Regions from separate parts of the Mus musculus genome. Here region 2 is linked to region 1. Evidence: chromatin loops called from intact Hi-C (ENCODE). Cell type or tissue: left cerebral cortex. All regions are shown on one strand. Each heading gives the region's core, and the rest is flanking DNA. Links, peaks and the distances in the headings are about the cores only.

The links. A loop is a pair of places that touch in the nucleus more often than their neighbours do. Peaks named below come from ENCODE experiments on the same cell type or tissue, not always from the same donor. Only the 100,000 strongest peaks of a DNase experiment are listed, where the experiment ranks them.
Region 2: a loop joins it to region 1, with 2.9 times the contacts of the local background. A loop is called at or near these places in 1 of 42 quality-filtered maps.

The regions. Positions count from the first base shown.
Region 1 is chr15:12,735,784-12,743,702 of GRCm38, forward strand. Pdzd2 (PDZ domain containing 2) reads right to left here and starts at 4,109. Exons shown (of 26, transcript NM_001081064.2): 1 at 3,834-4,109. In left cerebral cortex, for the core only: a CTCF peak has its summit at 4,388; DNase peaks (open chromatin) are centred at 2,683, 3,609, 4,266 and 5,684; H3K4me3 peaks cover 2,554 bases; H3K27ac peaks cover 1,273 bases.
Region 2 is chr15:12,322,401-12,330,319 of GRCm38, forward strand. The region is part of intron 1 of Golph3 (golgi phosphoprotein 3); the gene reads left to right. Among named protein-coding and RNA genes, the nearest start is that of Golph3, 4.9 kb to the left of the region's middle. In left cerebral cortex, for the core only: CTCF peaks have their summits at 3,150 (motif pointing right) and 4,946; no DNase peak of the experiment used is centred there.

The sequences.
Region 1 (7,919 bases), core at 2,304-6,303:
CACTTGCTGGGCCCGTTTTCACTATCTTCCAACCATGCTCTTCTTTTGCAAGCTGGCTCAGAGGCCATCCTGTAGATCAGTGGCTCTCAATCTTCCTAACTCTACAACTCTTTAATACAGTTTCTCATGTTGTGGTGACCCCCCCCTCCTCCAACTATAAAATTATTTTTGTTGTTACTTCAGAACTGTAATTTTGCTACTATTAATGAATTTACTGTAGATGTCTGTGTTGTCTGATGGTCCTAGGCAACCCTTGTAGAAAGGTTGTTTAGCCCCCACAGGGTTTGCAACTCACGGGTTGAGAACCGCTGCTTTAGACTGCTATCTTGGTCTCTGTTGGTGGCCTTTCCTTTTCATTTCTTTGGGCTCCAGCTTCCCAGACATAGGCTTTTCCTACATCAGGAACAAGCTGTGCTCAGCGTCCTACTGGGCACTCTGTGGACCCTGCTAACGCCAGAAAAAAAAGGCTCTAAGAGACTCAGCCTCCTCTTGGGTTTGGCTGTGATCTTTCGTGGACTCCTCTTCTTTGAGATAAATTTTTCCCTTATGATTGGTGTACCCAGACCTGGGCCACCTTTAGATGGGGATGCCCCCTCCACCAAGGTATGACTCACCCAGGCTCATGTGATCTCTAGGTCAAAGGAGCATCTATGTTATTCCTTTGCTGGCCCACTTGGAGCTCCTACTCAGGGTTTAGAGACCCCAGAGTGCATTCAGCCTGGGGCAGTTCTTCTGGATTCTTTTATTGTCTAGCCTGAGGCCACTGTTCCAGGTCTATTGTGGGAGGTCCTGGAGGTACATCCAGGGCAGCCTGATGAGCAGACTCTGCAGAGAGCAGTCAGAGAAGGAAGCATCATGACACTATGAGGGTCTTCCAGGGGATGGTGGCAGAGTCACAAAGGAGGCCCTCTAGATGGATCTTGATGAAGAAGAGGTTTGTCAGGATCATCAAAGAAGAAAGGATATTTCAGGACTCAGGGAAAACAGCTTTGAAAGGCAGATACCATAGCAGCTAAGGAAAGACTGTTCCTTGACTCATGTGTGTGTGTGTGTCATTGTGTGTGTGTCTTTGTGTGTATGCGTGTCTTTTGTGTGTGTGTGTGTCTTTCTGTGCGGTATGTTCTTTGTGTGTCTATGTGTGTGTGTTTCTCTTTATCTCTGTCTCTGTGCATGTCTTTCATTTGTGTGCGTATGTGTCTTTGTGTGTGTATGTGACCCTCTCTGTATCTCTCTCTGTGTGTATGTTCTTTGTGTGTCTATGTGTATCTCTCTATGTGTGCCTCTCTCTCTCTCTCTCTCTCTCTCTCTCTCTCTCTCTCTCTCTCGTGTATGTGTGCTGAATAATGTGGCAAGAGAGAAATCTCAGCAGTTTGAAGCTTACCCCATACATCCCCAGAGCCTTGACAAGTTTTACAAGTAGTAGTGAGAAAAGGAAGGCTGGGCTCAGTGGCTCAGTTGGTAAGGGTTCTCGCTATGCAAGCCCGTCCACCTGAGTTTAGCCCCTGGAACCTGTGATGAAAGGAGAAAACTGACTCCACAGAATGCTCCTCTCACTGCTACACCTGAGGCACGTCACATACTCACTCACACTCACCAACATGTACACACACACACAGAGAGAGAGAGAGAGAGAGAGAGAGAGAGAGAGTCTGAAAGGACTTCTCCAGATTGCTGCTTTGTCAGATGTTAAAACCCCAAACTCCCTAACTTGGCTCAACTACTTGTGCTCAGAGCCTGCAGGTGGGCTTTGTCTCTGCTCTCTGAATCCCACCCCTGCCCCACAGTTGATGACTCTTTTCTGTCTTCCTCACAAGCTGCCATCCACTAGCTTAGACCTTCACTGCCTCCTCGACCATCGCGCTGCAAGAATCTCCTCATTAGACTCGACGTCTCTCCTCTCCCTGTCTCAGTTCTTTCCACAAGAATTTCCCGGAAGCAAATACCTGATTGTGATAGACCCTTGTTCAAAAATCCCAACTATTTCCCAACTGTCTGGAAAACCAGATTCATGTGGGTCAAAGCTCAGTCTCTGGTGCCATGAAAGAATCCAAAGACAGGATCAACCTTTCTGCATACACTTCCTCCTCTAGGTGGACCCCCGCAAAGCTCCACAATCCCCACAGTGAAAAGGGGGCTTTGTTCTCCTCCATACCCCTAAGATGTTTTATTTGGAACTTACTTAAATTTAGCAATTTAATCATACCTTCATTCCTTCACCCACTAAGCATAGAGAATTTACTCTAAAGCCAGAGGGCTCTAGCTTGTATCATCGCTATAAAGAGACATCTCTCCTGCTACACTGAAACGCTTGCCAGCAGGGACAGAGTCTCTTTACTCTGTGCACTTCCCTTGGAAGCCCTAGACCCAGCAAACCACAGGTGCTCCAAATGATTGAAATGAATAGAGGAATTATCATACGTTTCCTTAAATAGTAAACTGCCGTAAGTGCATCCAAAATCAATTTCAATGATAGATGTAAAGCGCCATTCAATATCCTTTTTCTTTTTCTAGGCGGTTATTAACTATGCCAAGGGGATGCATTTATATACCTCACATGGTTCTGATTTTTTTCCCAACACCTACCAGCCCTGCTACTCCTACCCGGTAACACACCACACAAGCTCACACCACGGTGTAGCTTTTATAGTAGCAGCAGTTCCTGGCTCATCCAAATAGAAGAAGAAATTCATGGAGCTAGAACAACCACCCACAGCCAGGGGTGTGCTCTGAGAGATTTTATTCCGCCCTCACAAGCAGTCCTCCCACACCACACCTGCCAGCGTGTACCTACCTGGCTCCCACCCAGAAGGCACGGGCCAGAAAAAGCTGACCCAGTAGAAACAGTCGAGACCCTATCGCCCAAGCCTGGAGCAGAGATGAATGTGGGAGGTTCCTCCCCCCCCCCCCCCCCAAGAGAAGTGCTGTGAAGATTCAGGGGTGTGTCTGCAAGAGAAACTCACTTTCTTTGGTCACTCCACAACCACTTAACCTTCAGGAGCTTCATTGTGACTTGTCAAGCAAAACCCATGGAAGAGGCAAGCCCCAGCTCAGGCCTCCACAATGCCCAAATCTCCAGTATATGCCTGGACTCTGGAATGCCCCAGTGTCCGACTTTCCAGTGTTTGCCACCAGCACATGCCAGACCTGGTGTGACTCCAGGGTCCCTTATCAAGAGCTATGCAGAGAGCAGGGCTGCTGAAGGGCCGCTGGTAAACTTCTGTCCAGGGTCCTAGATGCTCCCCCCACCACAATTCAGTCTTGTGCTTCATTGGGAAAGGCGGGCAGGTGGTTTTTTTTTTGGGGGGGGGGACTTCAGGAAGAAATACTTTCCTACTGGAACATCCCTTATCTCCCTGGCAGATGACATTAAACCCCCAAAGATGCCCTTGCTCTTCATGCGGACTCTTTCTCGCGCCACTTAGTGGGCAGGGGGGTTAGCGAGAGATGAAGCGCGGGAGGATGGTCCTTAAAACAGTAACTGGCTAAGGTAGAGAGACAAACCAACACACTGGGATAAGGATTCTTGGCCCGATTTAGGCGTCCCAGGCAAGGCGCCTCCGGTTATCCCGCTGTCTCCATCTCGCTCCGCCCAACCTCTCTCCTCCACTGTGCCCCTCTTACCTCCCACTAGAAGGAAGAGGAGTTTGCGCCACCTAACGCGGGGACCCACTTGGGTGCCCTCACTCGCCTCTTTGCTTGAACTGGGATCCCCACACCCGATTGTCACTGAACTTTCTCCAGCGCACACCGTCTTGGGGTTATCGAGCTCAGCTACCCCGCTAGCCCACCCGAAGCCCCACCCCCGTCGCGGCTGCGGCGCCAGGTCTCTTCACCTGTTCGCGGATCGGCGGAGGCTCGAGCCGCTCCTGGAGCGTCCAGACTCAGGCGCCGCCCGGCGGTGCCGGCGCAGCTACCGCCGCCCCTGCCACCACCACCACCGGTGCTGTTGCCGCGCCTGCCGGGAGAAGCCGCGCCGCAGGGGTTTGCTGGTTGCCGCCGGAGGCGCGATCCCGAGCGTCTTGCGATCGGTGGGGCGCTTGGAGGGCGCCCGCCGCAGCCGCCCCGCCGCGTCCCACTGCCCGCCGCTAGTACGCACTGGCGCTGGGAGTGAGCTTCTCGCTGCGCAGCGCAGGGATGCTCCGAGCCTCCAGAATGGGCGGGGATTCCTTCCCTCTGCTGGATCCGAGGGGCGGGAACTACCTTCCCGGAGTGACAGGCCCAGGGGGCGGGGATTCCCCTGCAGGAATGACAAGGTGGGCGGGGATTCCCCCGAGCAAGCCCCTGAGCGGGGAGGACCGCTCTCCCAGGGAAACAGCAGTCCTAGTGCGCCGGCTTCCTGGGGATCCTGGGAGGAACCGATCCAGGGAGACTGCGGCTCAGAAACGCCATGTAGGCAGGGCTTGGGGCGCCATCTAGGTGGAAGAACTAGAGCTAGGAGGTTTAATTTCCTTTTGCATAGCACTTAACATAGCACATAGCGGAGAAAAATGTCAATTGCCTTATCAGAGATTGGGTGGGGAGGCCCAGGGAGACCGGAGAAAAGCCAACCATCCATCCACTGGCCTCTGGTCCTTAGGATACTTAATATAGTCTTGGTATGAGCATTCCTCGGGAGAGAGAACCTCTTTGCGTCTTAAGAACCTCAGAGCTGTTAATCCTTCAATTAAGCCGCTAGAGGAAATTCCATGGGCCCCAGGATGGAGGATTTGGACGTTGTGAACCTCCTTCTGAGTGAACCTCAAGAGCTAAGGCCAACTGCCCTTCGTTTTATTCCAGGTCACTGGGAAAACGGGAGCCTCTAGCTTTTTGGATGCTTCATCCCACAGATTTTCAGGAAGTCTTCAAATATTTTTGGTTCCCTTTTTTTTTTTTTTTTTTTTTTTGTCATCCTTGTCATTCTGCCTACCACAGGGAGAGGACGATAAGAACATAATAGGGAGACCGCACGGCTCTGCAAATTAAGCTCTCTTGAGAGGAAAAAGCTGGTCTTTTTCAAGTGCTGGCAGATAAGGGTAAAAACATAGGAAAAATTACAAACCTCGGGATCATGAGTTGGTGAATAATGCTTTTGACATTTTCTGCAGAACAGTAATTGGAAATCTTTTGCTTTGAGGGAGGTGAGGATACGTTGGAGCATGGCTAGGCTCTAGATTTGCCCAGCAAAGCATTAAGAGCTGCTCTCTTGGAAGAGCAGCTACGTCACCTGCAGCCCTCATGGAGTGTCCCTCAGCACCAGAGACCAGAGTAGACCCAAGGCGTTTCTAGATAGTATTTTCAGCAAGTGTTGGGGTTCTTGGATTCAGCTTTTCCTTGGCGTTTATAATTCCCAATCCACAGAGATCAATGTCTATACAAATCCAGGCCTGGGTATTATAAACGGCAGTCTTCACCGCCTGAAAGCTTCTCCTCCTGTCTATAGAGAAAACCCTTACCATGCAGAACGGAGCAGTGGATTGTTCTGTGTAGCGCTTAGGAGGTGTTCAATGAAATAGGCACCATTGCCTAGAAAGGTGTTATTAGGATGCCACTAAAAATCCTCCCACAATTATGCAGTGCTATCTGTTTGTTCAGCGATCCCAGGCTCAGCTGCCACCACCCCCTCCCAATCTCAGGAGCCATGAAGAGGCCACCTGTGTCTTTTAAGCCTCTGTACTCCCCACCTGGCACAGCGCTGCTATGCATCCAGCTCGCAACTGAATATGCAAATGGTCACCACTCCAAAGGTTCTCATTGCTCCCTCTCACTCAGCCGGTTCCAGTCCTTCCAGCCCGCTCTGTGCTCCAACAAGAAGAGTGTTTCTTTTGTCAGAAGGACACTCTCCCTTTCCAGGCTCTACTGAGATCCCTCACAACACAAGCATCAGGTGCCCTCTTCCTCCTCATCTGCTACAAAAGTAGCACTTCATTCATGACAACAGAGCCCTTCCCAGGTGTGCTAAGTTGAGGAGCTGGGAGTACGTGGAAGCAAAAAACAGATCTTAGGATGTTTCTAAAGTTCAGTGCATCATGGTGTCCAGTCAAATAGCCAGCCTCTCTAAAACACGAACAAAAGCAAAGCGAGCTACTACTAGTGTGTTGGGGAGACGACTCACTTGCCATGCAATCGTAAGGATCTGGGTTTGAATCTCCGGACCCCAACTAAAGCCAGGCGTGGTAGTGCATTATTAATCCAAGCGTGCCTTCAGTGAGATTAGAAGCACGGTCTAGGGGAATCCTAAGAAGCTTGGACCCCTTCCTAGTGTAGGAACAGTAAACAGTAACAACAAAGAGAGCTTGTAGACAAGGTGGAAGGTGGAAACTAACACTTCAGGTTGTCTACTGGCCTCCACAGGTTTGCAATGTCACATACACACACACACACACACACACACACACACACAGAGAGAGAGAGAGAGAGAGAGAGAGAGAGAGAGAGAGAGAGAGAGAGAGGAGAGAGGCACATGCATAAAGGTGGGCGAATTATTAAATATATGTGTGAGTCATGCTACACATAATATATACAGTTGGGTGCTTTTGTTATCTGCCTCATCCAGGCACTGCCCTGCTGACCTGATTAAAATGCTTCTGGTTCCAATCAGTTTTCATCTGCTATCTTTCAGGAACGTTTTCAAGAGTTCTTGTTCCTCCGTCAACAGTAGTTCAACTCATATGAGGTCCAATCAAATGCATGGAGATTTTGTTTTGCCCTTGCAGTCTTGTCAATTTGAAAACTGGCAAGTGAAGTCATTTCAGTGCCGGTGTTTGAAGATCAAAATGTAAATCCTCTCTGCCCTCTTGTCAAATATTGAGTCACAGATTAGTATGTCTATCTAGGTTGCCACTTTAATTTATTGTTCAAAATGTGCGTGGTGTGAAAGAGGAAGTAGGGTGCAGAAAAACTAAAGACTCTGGTGTGCTGGCTAGTTTCACGTCAACTTGACACAAGTTAGAGTTATCTGAAAGAAGGGAGCTCCAGTTGAGAAAATGCCTCCATAAGATCAGATTAATGGGGGAGGGCCTAGTTCACTTTAGGTGGTGCCATCCCTGAGTTCCTGGTCCTGAGTTCTATAAGAAACAGGTTGAGTAAGCCAAGGGAAGCAAGCCAGTAAGCAACATCCCTCCATGGCCTCTGCATCAACTCCTGCCTCCAGGTTCCTGCCATGTTTGAGTTCCTGTCCTGACTTCCTTCGATGATAAAGCCAAATAAACCCTGTCCTCCCCAAGTTGCTTTGGTCATGGTGTTCTGTCACAGCAATAGCGACTCTAAGACAGCAGGTAATAATGATGAACAGAGAAAGAAACCTATTGTCTCAGCCATCACGTATTGGTGACAGGCTAATGGCATGTCCTTTAGGAGCAGTCCTCAGACTGCACTGACATTCGGTCCGTCTCCAAGCTTTCTTAGGAAGCAGAATCCACCCGCCAGTTTGCTTCTCCACCTATTTCCGCAAGAGACACCGGATGCTTCAATACTTTCCATTGCTCCTCCTCCTCTGCTCGTCCAAGCTCATTTCCAGGGAGGAAAAGGAGCTTTAATCAACTGCTTGTGGGTTCCCTCTCTTCTCTCGGGCTCTGTGGAGTCATTTTACCCTCAAACCAGAATCTGGTTTCCCATTTACTTAGGTAATGCAATGTGCCATCCCCGGGCCAAGAAAGGGCTTAAAAAGACAAGTAACTGCTGGATCAAAACAGACTATGTTTAAGGATTCCTCTGAGATGGGAAACTTCTGTCCTTAAGCTCCTCACCCCCGCTCTGCCCGCCCCCCCCCCCAGACCATCATGCTCTGGGTTTGAGTAAGTTGGCCATGCCAAGGTGGGGGTGGAATGGGATCTTGTATCTTTCATTCTTAACTCAAAGCCCAGTGGCTGGCACGTGGGCGAGCCACGATGGGAGGCCTGGAGAAACTCGGCAGCTGAGGAGCCACCAGACAAGAAGCAGCC
Region 2 (7,919 bases), core at 1,599-5,598, 410 kb before region 1:
TAAAACTTGAGTTGCGGCGCGCGGTTAAGAAATTAGCAAAGTTGTTTTTACTGGGTATTGTTTTAAAAAGTCAATACTAAGTTGATATAAAACCTAGGAAGTTACTTTTTGGATGAACTTGGTTTGAGCGAGCGATGAGTTAGTTTTGCGGTTAGATCTGCTGTCGTCCTTTCCGTTTTGCCATTTTAAGGGAGGGCTTGTGAAGAGCTGGGAGGAATACCAAGTTTGCGCTTTGATGAAAGACTGCAAAGATTTAGGTAGGCTTAAGTTGTGTTCTGACGTTTGGAAAGGTCACCCCAGATATTTAGGAATTTCACACATATAAGTTGAAAAAGTGCAAGTGTCCGTCTTTTAAATGTCTGGATTCTGTAGTTAATGTTTGATTGATTTTATTAATACCCATCCATCTCTAAAGATGATTATTTTTAAGGGCAGACTTGCAGGATTGGATGTTTCATAAATCATGTATGATGAGGTGGCCCGGAAGTTTGTTTCGTTTCAGTGTGGAAACTCTAGACAACACATTTTGAGAGTCAGACAGAAAGGTATTGGATCTTGTTTTTAAATACGTTTTCAGAATTCAGGAAGGAGGACAAGAAACAAACCAGAACAAAACTCAGTTCATCCTATAAAACAGTTTTTTAGTTCCTCAGACTTAGCAGCGGTAGAGAGCTGAGTTTTTCCAGGGACTGTTTGTGGTTCCCGGATATTAGATACTACCCAGGGAAGTGCTTCTTGATGCCTTAATACCATTCAGCTTGAAGACACTTAATGGCCCTCAGGCTGTGAAAGGGGCACAGTACCTGTTTAATTACAGTTATTATGAGGAATGCGGTGGTGTGTGTTTCATTTTTAGTTGTGGAGTGAAAAGCTAGATGTTAGTGTGTGGCAATGCGATTTTAGAGAGCATTCACTTAGGAAGTAATTAGATTTTGAAAGCAGGCTTCTTGTAATACACATTTATCTTTCCTTCCCTCCTTCCCTACTTTGGAACAAAACAGATTATGAGACATTTCTAGGAAGTACAAGAAAAACAAAATGAAGGTTACATTCCTGGGTCAGCATTTTGGTTCTGTATGCTAGAACTCGGTAAAGCTACAACGGAACAAAAAAAATTATTTTTGGTATTGTCACATTGAGAAACAATGGTGGAAAAATACCTTTTACTTTAGAAGCCTTACTCTGAATTTTTAATATAAAGCTGTTACCAGTTATTTTTCTGTGATTGGTTCCCGTGAAGATAATCTGAAGAATTTTTTGAATTTAATGCTACTACAACATTCAACTAGTTTTGTTTTGTTTTGTTTTTTAAACAATGGAAGTTCTTTGATGGCAGGTAACTGAGACCATCTGTTGTGGTTGTTTTGTATAAGTATACTTCATAAGTCATGGCCAAGGTTCAGCCAGGCACTAATTTGTAGCATGTGGGGGTGGGCACTTGTTTTTAAAAAAATGTAGGTACATATTTTTTCTTTCATCAAGTGTGTACACAGTAGTGACTAGTCCTATAAACCTATCACCCAGTCTATTTGGGGGATGGTCCCCTTGTCTTTTTTTTTTTTTTTTTTTTTTAAAAGACAAAGTCTTGGTTTCCTGGCTCTGTTTCCGTAGCCACTTAAGCTTTGTTCAATTTGTTATTAACTTAGGTTCTAGGGATTGGGAATATACAGCTCGGTTGATAGAGTGCTTTGGATGAAGTTCTGAATTTGATTCCTTCCTCTGCACAGACTGGGCTTGGAAGCCCATCATGCCTATACTTCCACTTGGGAGGCAAGCCTATCAGAAGTTCAGGGTCACCTTCACCTACATAGAAAGTCAGAGGCCAGCCTGGGCTACATGAGAAGCCATTGGCTTCAGATTATTTACATGGAGTTTTGTTTAAAGTCTTTGTTAGGTCTCAAACTCAGGAAGTATAGCTGCTAGCCAAGGTGCCTATCAGAGCAGACACTGGCTACCTGTCTCAGCATCGCCTATACCTGTTAAGAGTCCTGACTCTTCTTAGCACTTTCATCCAGCCCTCCTACCCTCAACCTCTGCAGCCCCTGAGCTTCACTCCCTTCCCTCAGCTGCTCTGCTCTCTATAACCCTGCCTTTTGGCTATGTGGTCTCTTGGCCTCTTGCTCTCTTTGTCTCCTGGCTTACTCCAGCCTCTTGGCTCTTGTTTCTTCTCTCCAGCCTCCTATCCCCCTCACATGCCAGGTTCAGAGTGGACCTTTCCAGATGCCTGTTTATCCCCTCTACACTAAACCTTCCTACTTCAAACCTAGGAACAGTCATGTCCTCATTCAGTCCTGACTATAGTTTTGTTTTATTTTATTTATTTTTTTAGGTTCGAGGTAGCTTTTCAGGTTTTTTCTTTTCTTAAAACATCCAAGGGCTGGAGAGATGGCTCAGGAGTTCAGAGCACTGACTGCTCTTCCAGAGGGTTCAATTCCTAGCAACCACATGGTGGCTCACAACCGTCTGTAATGGGATCCGATGTCCTCTTCTGGTGTATCTGGAGTGTATTTATTTGTATACATAAGTAAATCGTAACAAACAAACAAACAAACAAAACACACACACACACACACACACACACACACACACACAACAACAGCAACCGAAAAACAAAAAAGCCCAAGCCTAGGCTCATTCATAGGTTCTGGGTACTTAATCTGGGTGAAGTGTCAGTGAGTGATATTTAGAGGCCACTGCTAGAATGTCAGATAGGTTCACTCATGAATTCCAATTAAGTAATTGGCAAGATTTCTGTGGATGGTTGGGGGCAGAGCAGGACAAATAGTAAATATTTTCTCTTCATTATTTATTTGTGTTTTTTTCCATTGAAGCCTTGAGTAGTTTCAGGATACTTGAGAATGACCATAAATAACCAAAAAGTTATATTAAAATATTTTTTTAAGAAGACTAAACTGAAGGGTCTCACACATATTGTACCACTAACTGTAACAATGACCCCCTTAAATAACTTGAATTATTTTATTGGTGGTAGGTCTAAATACTTAAGGTGAGATCTGATCATCTCATTTACTTGCCTATTTAAAGGTTTATTTATTTTTATTTTCTGTGTATGAATGCTTTGCCCCCATATTTGTATGTATGTACATCTAGTTTGTGTATCCAAGGAGGCCAGAAGAGGGCATTAGGTCCCTGAAACTAGAGTTATAGGTGGTTGGAAGCTTCCATGTGGGTACTTAAAATTGAACCTGGGTCTTCTGGAAGAACAGCCAGTGCTCTTAACCACTGAGCTGTCTCTCCAGCCTCAGTTTGACTACTTTAAATGACCAATTTAATCTAGTGTTTGGTGGCTGGGTAAGATTGTTAAAGTGCTTACCACACAAACACGAGGCCTTGCTTCCCAGCTCTCTCTGGAAAAGCTGGGAGTGATGTCACAGGTTGATGCAGAGTGAAGCTCCTGGACCAGCCATCCTAGCCATTCAGCAAGCTCCAGACCAGTGTGAGACTCGCCTGAAAGCCAAGATGGTTGGCATCTGAGGGCAACACTGAAGTTGACTGCCGACCTCTACACGATCACATATGTACAGACACCTACAGAAACAGGGAGAAAGAAAATGGCCTGTTGAGTAGAAGTGAGGCTTTGTCGTCCTTCTCTTTACATACTATGCAAGAGTTTCAGAATTCTCACAAATGTGGAAAATGGTCACTTCACGTGCTTGGGGGGGTGTACTTTTGTGGCACTTATTGCTAACACTTTACTGTACTTTCCCCCTTTGTCTTTGCGAAGCCCTAGAATTTTAGCTTTTTATTATTTACTTATTTATCCATTCATTTACTTATTTATTTTTGAGTCTCAGGGTTTATCTACGTAGTCCTGGCTGTTCTGGAACTCTGTTGATGAGGCTGGCCTTGAACTCACAGAGGTCCTTCTCCCTCTGCCTACAGAGTGCTGGGACTAAAGGGGGTGTGCCACCATTGCCTGATAGGATTGCTTGTTTGTTTCTTGTGTTTTAGATAGGGTCTGATGAAGGCCAGGCTGGTTTCCTTGACCTCTCTCTGGGTCCTCTTGTCTCTGTCTCCCTAATGTTAGGCTTACTGACAGCTTTGGAATGGCTTCTTGAGGTATCCTCCTATTGTTTTGTGTTATAGTTAAGTCTTGTCCAGTCAGTTGCCCTCCACTGAGGCTTTGGAAGAAAAAGAGGCTGAAAGGAAACCTTTTCAGAACAGCCTTCTTGTGTGTACTGTACTCCTGAATGTTGTTGTTTTGTTTGGTTGTGTTTTAGTTTTCTCCCTGTCTTTTTCTAGTGTGGTTTTTTTTTTTTTTTTTTTTGTCATCTGATTTTTCTAAGGTTTAATAGCTTTTAGTAACATCTTCTTTAAAGATACATTTCTAAAGTCCTAAGAGCTCTACTGCAGTAACACTTGAATAGTATGTAGTGATTAGGTGGGTTTGTTTAGAGAAAAGATGGTATTTGGCATGCCTCAAATTTCCTGGCAGTTCTTGAATCTGAAGTCTTCTTGAACTGGTGATCCTCTCCTCTCTGCCTCCCCAAGACTGAGATGGCAGGCTGTGTGGCAAGACTTAGGAAGTTTAAAAGATGAAACTGACTTTGTTGTTTTCACACTGTCCCCCAAAATTTGTTCATTTTGAAATAATGTTTAGAACACAGTATTTATCAAGATGTATAACTGTTTTGTAAACATTTTACCTCTATGAAGTTAATGTAAAATAGTGCTATTCTTAAACCTATAAGCCAGATAGTTATTGAGCTCAGTTTTAGAATTTCAAGGTGTGTTAAAAGTTTGTAGTAATTAAAAAAAAAACACACATAAAAGCTTCAAGAGTTTTGAATTTTGTAATTTCTTTTCTAATACTAACTATATTCTTTTGATATTTTTGAAGGGTTTGAATTTTCATCTCTTTAAGCCAAATATAAAATTTAGAGCCTATATGAAAAATAAGCTGTAAAGATTGCAACCTGTTGGCGTACTACAGTATTGCAATGTAACCTTGTGTATACACTATAGTGTTATAATGTGGCATGCACTAACACACACACAGACTTAAAAAGAAAACAGAATATTTTTCTTCTTGTTTCATAAACATTAGATTGACAGGGGAGATGTCCCAGGGGTGCTGGTAGAGGATCTCAGTTTGGGTAGCCAGAACTCTCATAAACTGGGTCTCATCAAGGCCCTTCTGTAATTCCAGGGCTCTTGAATCAGTATGGGTGCTGGAGACAGCAGAATTCCTGGAAGCTTCCAGGCTAACTAGCCTGGTGTGTGCAACAGTGAACAACAAAGACCCTGTCTCAAGGAGTCCAGTTGAAGATGGCTTGGCTGAACTGACTCCTGCAAGTTGTGCTCTGACCTACAATGAAGTAGTGTGTGTGTGTGTGTGTGTGTGTGTGTGTGTGTGTGTGTGTATGTGTCTCCTGTATGATGAACAAACATACAAATAAATGTAGCAAAATCTGGGTGGTAGAAAGCAAGGGCTGAACTTTGAGGTTGGTTCTGTAATTGCACAAATTGGTACAGCCACATTCACACATGCATACACATGCACACAGGCATTCATACATGAGATAGAGCAATAGAGAATGGTAGAATCTTACTAGCATGTTATTGTCCTTCATTTTAGTGTTTTGATGGTGCTGGGGATTTAACCCAGGCCTTGCACCCGCTAACCAAGTAGCACTCTAAGCCAAATTACATGTCCGTTGTAAAGTTAATTTAGCCTTAGTGAGTTGTGTTTGGTTTACATGCTTTACTAGAGAAACTGTCCACTTGGTGTCAACAGGTGCAGTTTAAAACTTTTGCTTCTACAGTTGACTATCTCACCTTGACTCAGTAAATAGTCTAAGTACATCATACACTCACTGAAGGTAACATTATTCCCAAGAGAATGAACACTGATTTTTGGGGGTGGTCTTGGAAAAAACGTCTTCCTTTCGTGTATAGAGAGGTGAGACATCCAGAATGTCCATCTTACATTCATGAAGGAAGAGATGGGGGGGGGGTGAAAACTGGTGGAGAGACCGAGGCTTCTTACATGTGTTTGCATTTAGATCACCTTAGAAACCATTTCTGGTTTCTGTGGTGGAAATCATATTACACTTTGGTGTATTTGGCAATGAGGATGGCACCCGGGGCCTTGGCACCCTACCTACATGGTCTGAACTACATCCCTTCCCTAGAAATTATTTTCTATGAAAGGGGGGCAGTGGAACATGCCTCTGACAACTTGGGAGGCTGAGGCAGGGGGACTGCTGATCTCAGCCCTTGGAGGAGGCCAGTCTGGACAACATAGCTCCTTTCTCAAAGAACAGCTCTGTTGATAGAAATTTCATTTATAACAGAATTTGACTGAGACTAGTATGAATTCTAGAAAGTTACTAGTTAACATTTTAGTAGTAATTTTTAGAGAGCATGGAAGATAACCTGTATCTGTCCATCCCTGGCTTTTTGAGAAAGACTTCAGATTGGAGGGCTTACAGTCAGCTTTTGGTGATTACTGCCCCCTTGGGATTTTTTTCCTGGTCAGGACTGAACTTGGGACCTTGTGCTGGCTGTGGATTCTCTTTAAGTGTTCTACCTCTAAACGACCATCCTTGCCCTACCCTAGTTCCCCTCCCTCCCTCCCTTCCAGATTTATTTTATGTGCAAGAGTGTTTTGCCTGAATGTATGCATATAGCATGAGCATGCCTGGGGCCCTTGGAGATCAAGGCATCCCAGGCTTCAGAGCCTCTAAAACCAGAGTTTTGTGGATGGTTAATGAGCCAGCATGTTGGTTCTAGGAACTAAACTTGGGTCTTCTGCAAAATCCGGTGCTCTTAGCTACTAATCCCCCAACCCCCCAGTTTCAGTTTCTTATACAATTGTTAAATAATTTTATACCATTTAAAACAAAAAACAGAAATTACATGTATTTAAATTTAGTTATTGAGTAGGATTTGCCAGTTTTTGAGATTAAACAAGTTTAACTGGTAATTCGTATTTTCAGTTAATCAAAATATGTCATTCATGTATCAGTTCCTTTGCTAAGTGCTGAGGTTTCTAAGATTTTTAGCTTTTTTTTTTTTAAAGATTTATTTATTTATTTATTTATTACATGTAAGTACACTGTAGCTGTCTTCAGACCCTCCAGAAGAGGGAGTCAGATCTCATTACGGATGGTTGTGAGCCACCATGTGGTTGCTGGGATTTGAACTTCGGACCTTCAGAAGAGCAGTCGGGTGCTCTTACCCACTGAGCCATCTCACCAGCCTAGATTTTTAGCTTTTAAGGGACAATCAGTATACATAGGAGACAGCACTCCAGATGATTTGGGTATGATTGGATACCAACTTCAGAGAAAAACAGAAGGTGTAGACTAGGGACTAGAGAAGAACCCTCAGATCAGGAGCCATGGGACTATTGTCCTAGTTATATTTCTGTTGCTGTGATTTAAACAAATAAACATCACTAAAGGTAATTTGGACAGGAAAGGATTTATTTCAGCTTATAGTTGTAGTCTGTCATAAAGGAAAGTCAAGATAGAAAATGTAACCAGGCACCGAAGCAGAGCCCACAGGGATGCTGGCTTGTTCCTGGCTTGCTCAGTTACTTTCTTATATATGCAAGACCACCTGCTGGAGACGGCATCACCCATAGTGGGATGGGTCCTTCCACATCAATCATCTATCAAGAAAGTACCCTACAGGCTTGCATATAGGATAATCTTATGGGGACCTTTTCTCAATTTAGGTTCTCTCTTGTGGCTGTAGTTTGTGTCAAATTGACAAAGTAACCAACACAAACTACCCATGGTTTTGACTTGTAGCTTTGTCTTTTTTGACTCCTCCTTGGGAGAACTAGACTAAATGTTTTTGAATTTTTAGACCTCATTGTTTCCTGGGCAAAACAGACCTCTATTTGTGGTCTGTCTCATAACCTGTTATAGGACCTAAGGGCTAAAAAG